Linked DNA regions of Homo sapiens: region 1 is linked to region 2. Evidence: chromatin loops called from intact Hi-C (ENCODE). Cell type or tissue: PC-9. All regions are shown on one strand. Each heading gives the region's core, and the rest is flanking DNA. Links, peaks and the distances in the headings are about the cores only.

The links. A loop is a pair of places that touch in the nucleus more often than their neighbours do. Peaks named below come from ENCODE experiments on the same cell type or tissue, not always from the same donor. Only the 100,000 strongest peaks of a DNase experiment are listed, where the experiment ranks them.
Region 1: a loop joins it to region 2, with 5 times the contacts of the local background. A loop is called at or near these places in 52 of 110 quality-filtered maps.

Annotation. Positions count from the first base shown.
Region 1 is chr3:150,786,798-150,789,724 of GRCh38, forward strand. No RefSeq gene overlaps it. Among named protein-coding and RNA genes, the nearest start is that of SIAH2, 25 kb to the left of the region's middle. RefSeq lists a silencer at 1,207-1,266. In PC-9, for the core only: a CTCF peak has its summit at 1,182 (motif pointing right); no DNase peak of the experiment used is centred there; H3K27ac peaks cover 341 bases.
Region 2 is chr3:150,720,230-150,723,156 of GRCh38, forward strand. It overlaps the pseudogene SNRPCP3. Among named protein-coding and RNA genes, the nearest start is that of ERICH6, 18 kb to the left of the region's middle. In PC-9, for the core only: a CTCF peak has its summit at 1,256 (motif pointing right); a DNase peak (open chromatin) is centred at 1,272.

The DNA.
Region 1 (2,927 bases), core at 243-2,742, 67 kb after region 2:
GAATTGCTTAAACCTGAGAGGGGGAGGTTGCAGTGAGCCAAGATCATGCCATTGCATTCCAGCCTGGCAACAGACAGAGATTCCATCTCAAAGAAAAAAAGTAGGAGTTACCCTACTTTTGAGAGCAAACTGGACCTGAGACCAGTTTGGGGCATGTGGGAGGGGGACCTGGGAAACCTTGCCAACCCTAGATTCCTTCAACTGTGGCTTCTGAGACTTTCACCTTGGAAGCTCAGTCAACCCAAGTCTGAGTCATTCTGACAAGGGCAGGGTGGGGTTTGCAGGCAAATTCTGGATAGACCAAGATTGTGGCTCATTTAAGATCATTTGTCTCAGTTTCAACTTCTTTTCATACATTACTTAATGCTTCATGAAATAAACTAAAATATTTCACAAATGCATTTTTTCCCTATTGCCTTTGGCCATCATTTAGAACTAATTTTCATGGCATCAGTTTAAGGCACATGAATTTTATAGGACTGTGAATGTCTAGTTTCTAGGCTTTTCTACTTCATGAAGTCTTGAGCAAGGTGGGTTTGGATGAATGTGTAGACACGTGGAGACTTCCTTATCTTGGATGCAATTCTTTACTCCTTTTTTTTTTAAAAAAAAAAATAATAAAAAAGAAAAATTTGAGCAGGACCAGAGGATTTTTACTCATTTTTAAAGATAGGCCTGGCTGGGTGCAGTGGTTCATATCTGTAATCCCAGCACTTTGGGAGGCTGAGTCAGGAGGATTGCTTGAGCCCAGGAGTTCAAGACCAGCCTGGGCAACATAGGGAGACCTCTGTCTGTACAAAAAAGATAAAAAATAAAAAAATTAGCTGTTTGTGGTGGAGGCGCACACCTGTAGTCTCAGCTACTCAGGAGGCAGAGGCAGGAGGATCATTTGAGCCTGGGAGATCGAGGCTGTTACTGATCCAGGAAAAATGTCATGTATTGCTGTCATATGACAAAGATTGCTGTGTTCTTTGGTGTTTAGGCATCTCTGTTAATTTCTCTGCAGTTTACCTTTCTGAAGATCTTCTTAAAGTCAGAGACCCATTTTCTACTGTGGTAATGTACAAACATTAGTTTTTCTAAGGAAATGCTGCTACCTGTCAGCAAATTAGAATTTTGACAAGCTTATCTGGTGCAGCTGCAGGCGGTGCCACCACTAGGGGTCAGGCGACGTCCTGATAAAGGAAGCGCAGTCACGGGGAGGCGTGAGGCGGCGGAGAAGTGCCTGGCCAACTCACATTTTGGGAGAGAAAATGTGCACCATTCCTGGATGGAGCTGAAATGCAGGCATTCTAAGCTTTGGCACTGAGAGCTTTTTGTTTGTTTTGTTTTGTCTTTTGTGATTTGAATGCTAATTCTCTGAAGAGAGCCAGAGATTTTATGTCTGTCATTTTGCCTACAATTTCTCTTGTCTGTAGATTTTCAAATGTCATTTAATTTCTCCCTTACCAGCCCTGTCTGTCCATTCCTAGTGGATTTAGGGTGTAGAAAATTTCTGTATTCTCTCCGTTTTCAATAACGTTTTTATTCAGATGAATTCTGGATAAAATGAAACAGAGTCAAAGAATGGGAGGTCTGGGGAAGAGAGAGGAGGACACCCCTGGTCCTGTGTGGTCTCAGGAGGAGGTGATGGCAGGGATGGGGAATGAGTCTTTCCTCCTACCCAGATCAAAGAGCTCCGGGCACCTTTGAGCCCAGGTATCAATTCCAATTGGGGACAATATCAGGGCTCTCACCTGAGATATTGCTCCTTTATATTCGTATGCACCCAACGCACATTGCTACTCCATCTCTTTTTCTGCTGAGCCCTGATCAGCCTCGGAATGCTTCTCAACCAAGTGCTTCAGGAAGTCACTATTAGCTTTGCCATCATTCCTGGTTTGGCAATGCCTTGGTGTCAAAGACAAGTTTATGTTGAACTTGGCATCCATTACTCCTGCCTCTGTGGTGGTGATCATCGTTTGCAATTTAGACTTCTCCAGAAGTTTTTTGAAGATCTTCCTTAAAATGGGGTTGAGGTGTTATACAACAGCCAAGCTACAGACTGCTTTCAGGTACTGATTGGTTTCTGGCTAAACTGGTATTCCAGATAACAGTTACGGTGATTTTGCTAGAGATTTAGTCCAAAATATGCCTCCATTTTTCTCATAAGAATAGTGTCTGTACAGAGTAAAAACCTAAATTAGCAACTAAAGTTTACTAAGAAATGAGATGAACAACCTTACTAGCATTCAAAATTGCAAATTAAACAACACAAGATACCATTTTTTCCTTATCAAGTGGCAAAAACTAAAAAGATTAATGACATACAGTGCTAATAGAGGGAAAACAGGCCTTCTCATATACTGAAGGTAGGACTGAAAATTATTACTGCTCTTGGGGAGATAGTATAGTAATATTTATTAAAATTTTTAAAAATATTTTTTGCCCCAAATCTCATTTTGAGGAGTATATTTTTCAGATATGAAAGCTGTAGAACATAGAAATACGTAATTGAGATGATTTTTGCACATTTTTTAGTAGCAAAACAAAACAAAATTGAGATACAACTGAACTGTACTTCAATAGGATATATTTTGGTATAAATGTAATTTGGTATATTCATAATTCCAATTTAAATTAGTGTGTAGGAATGAATTAGATCTATATGAATTGTTCTAGAGGATCACCATAGTAAGTTGAATGAAAAAAAAAAAGAAATTGTGGAGTCTTAAACATAGTATGATTCAGTTTTTGTAAGAACAAAAAATTCAAACTCTTTAGGAATATCTGCTTGCATGCGAGCATGGAGAAAGGTATCGAGGGGATACTCACTAGACGTTCCACCCTTGGAGGGTGGAATAAGAGGAAGTAGGGGTGTGTGTGTGTGTGTGTGTGTGTGTGTGCATATGTGTGTGTTATGTGGTGGAAGTATTATGAATTTTTTC
Region 2 (2,927 bases), core at 130-2,629:
AAGGGACATCTTACATGGCAGCAGGCAAGAGAGCGTGTGCAGGGGAAGTCCCCTTTATAAAACCATCAGATCTCATGAGACTTATTCACTATCGCGAGAACAGCATGAGAAAAACCCACCCCCATGATTCAATTACCTCCCACCGTGTCCCTCCCATGTCATGTGAAGATTATTACAACTCAAGGTGAGATCTGAGTGGGGACACAGAGCCAAATGATATCACCTCCAATGGGCAGCCTCATTCCAGGAGCACATCCCATTGGCATCATCCAGGAGGAGGGGGGGGCCATCATTGGCATCATGGGAGGGCCCCCCAGCTGGGGTGCTGGCATCATACCTGGTGAGGAACAGGAAGAGACTGGGGGGAGGTTGGATCATCGCTCCTGCAGGAGGAGGAACAGAGAACAGAGTAGGAGGTGTTCTTCCTTGTTGAGATGCAGTCTTTGTTCTGTCAGCCAGGCTCCGAGCCTGCTCTTCTATCCATTTCTGGTAGTAGTCTTTCACATTCTCTTTGTGTTTCCTTCCACTGCAATGGTAGGTTCTCACAGATGGAGAGTCGTGGGTGAGGTATGTATTGCAGAAGTCACAACAAAACTTAGGCATGTTGCTCTGTAGCCCGTTAACCACTCTCTTCCCTGATTTTGCTTTGTTTTGATGTGACATTGAAGCACTGCACATGCGCAGAGCAGCTAATAGTTCTTCCCTCTTTGGATTGTTGGATGAAATTTTTTTGAATTTTATTTTTTATTGATACATAATAGATATATGTGTTTTGGGGGTACATATGATAATTTAATATATTTATATAACTTGTTAAGAACAAATCAGTGTAATTGGGACAGCCACCACCTTAAATACTTGTCCTTCCTTTTTGCTGGAAACATTTGTATTATTCTCTTAGCTATTTTGAAATATACAATAGGTTATTCTAAACTATAATCACCCTAGTGATCTATGAAACACTACGTCTTATTTCTTCTATTGGATTAAATGATTTAATACCTGCAATGCTCTTAGCATTGTGCCTGGCACATGATAAATAAATATTAGCTGTCGTTATTCCGACCCAAAACAAGAACATTTTTTATTGTTACAGAAAAAATTGGACCATTGATTATGTTTCACCATTTAAGTGGCTATTGTTTGCATGCTTTCGACAGTTCTATCCCATGCCCTATACATTTACTTTCCCCCAGACCTCCCTCCCCTCCATCTTCAACCTATTACAACAGGGTGTAATAATATAGACGAACACTAGAGGGAAGCATGCAATTGCAATGAAGAAAATCGGCATCAGCACACTTGAAATTCAGACAAGAAGATAGAAGATGTCTAGTATCAAAGGAAAGTGAAATGTCTTCCTTTAATATAGTGTCTTGTAGTATTCTCCTATAGGAGGGAAGTATTATTACTCTATCGGATGAGTATTCCTACTGGAAGGATAGCTGCGGCATTTTAAAAAATCCTGCCTGTATGTGCCTGCCATAAAGATGTCACATAACCATTTCCTCACGTGCTGTTCACTCCACACCCCAGCTCTCCTGAGAGCACTTAGCTTCTCCCGTGAGCCGGTTCCTCCGATGGGAGGCATTTGGAAGCCTACATTAGTATAGTGCTGCCTTACAACGCACTTTAATGTAATATCTAGTCTCTGGGAGGCCCAGGAGTGCTTCAAATTCTAGGCTTCCCTGAGATGTCCAGTGCATTTCTGTTGAGGTGTATATGGGCTCACTCGGCCTGAGTCCCTCAGGGGCAGGAAACGTACCCCATCTTCACCTTTGCATCCCCAGCAGTTTGCAGTGCTGGGCATGCCCTAGAGAAGCTGGATAATGTCTGTTGGACTAAACTGCTTCATGAGCTGCAGACAGAAAAAGAGGGAAATTTATGCTCACTTTATGCCTGAGCAATGGGACTCTAAACTGCACCCCTAACCAGTGAATATTTTTCATTATTTTTCTGGATTATAAAAGTTCATGCTCATAATGTGAAAATCATGCAAAAAGAACATCTAAAATATTCATAATCCCATCCATCCAATATTAACCTGGGGAATACTACAGATTCTTTTAACCTTATGTCAGAGTATAATATATAAATATATGTGTGTGTGTACATATATATAGTGTTTACATTTATGGCAGCATGGAACACCTATCTTTTAAAAATTTTTTTTGAGATGGTGTCTATACTCTGTCACCCAGGTTGGAGTGCAGTGGCGTGATCTGACTCGCTGCAACCTTGGCCTCATCCTCCCACCTCAGCCTCCTGAGTAGCTGGTACCACAAGCGTGCACTACCATGCCCAGCTAATTTTTTGTATTTTTGGTACAGACAGGGTTTTGCCATGTTGCCCAGGCTGGTCTTGAACTCCTGAGCTCAAGTGATCCACCTGCCTTGGAATCCCAAAGTTCTGGGATTACAGGTGTGAGCCACCATGCCCAGCCCTACATCTATCTTTTTTTTTTTTTTAAAACTAATCCCTTTCTTTTGGGAATTTAAGCTGTTTCTCAATTTTTGCTTTTTTTAAAGAGCAGTCTGGTGAATATTCGTGTAGCTAAGTGTAAGCCCACATTCTTTATTAGTGTCTTAGGATAAATTCCCAGAGGCAGAATTTCTGGGTGATGGGTAATTTACATTGTCACCAACAGTGACAGTGCCCTTGATCAGATGAAGAGTTTTAATTAAACGTCACACCAGAACTCCATAATCTTGTCTCAGTCATGTCATCGCTGCTCAAAACATTTGGTGAACTCTGTTTGGTGATCCAGGCTATGACTCATATAAGAAAATAAATCTTAATCTCTCATCTTGCCTTTGATCTTTGACTGTTCAAGAAAATCTAATTTACCACAAAAGGACAAAGACAGCAACCATGGCAGATTTTCATATAGGTGTGCCACCAGAGTCAGGAGGAGATAGGGAAATGCT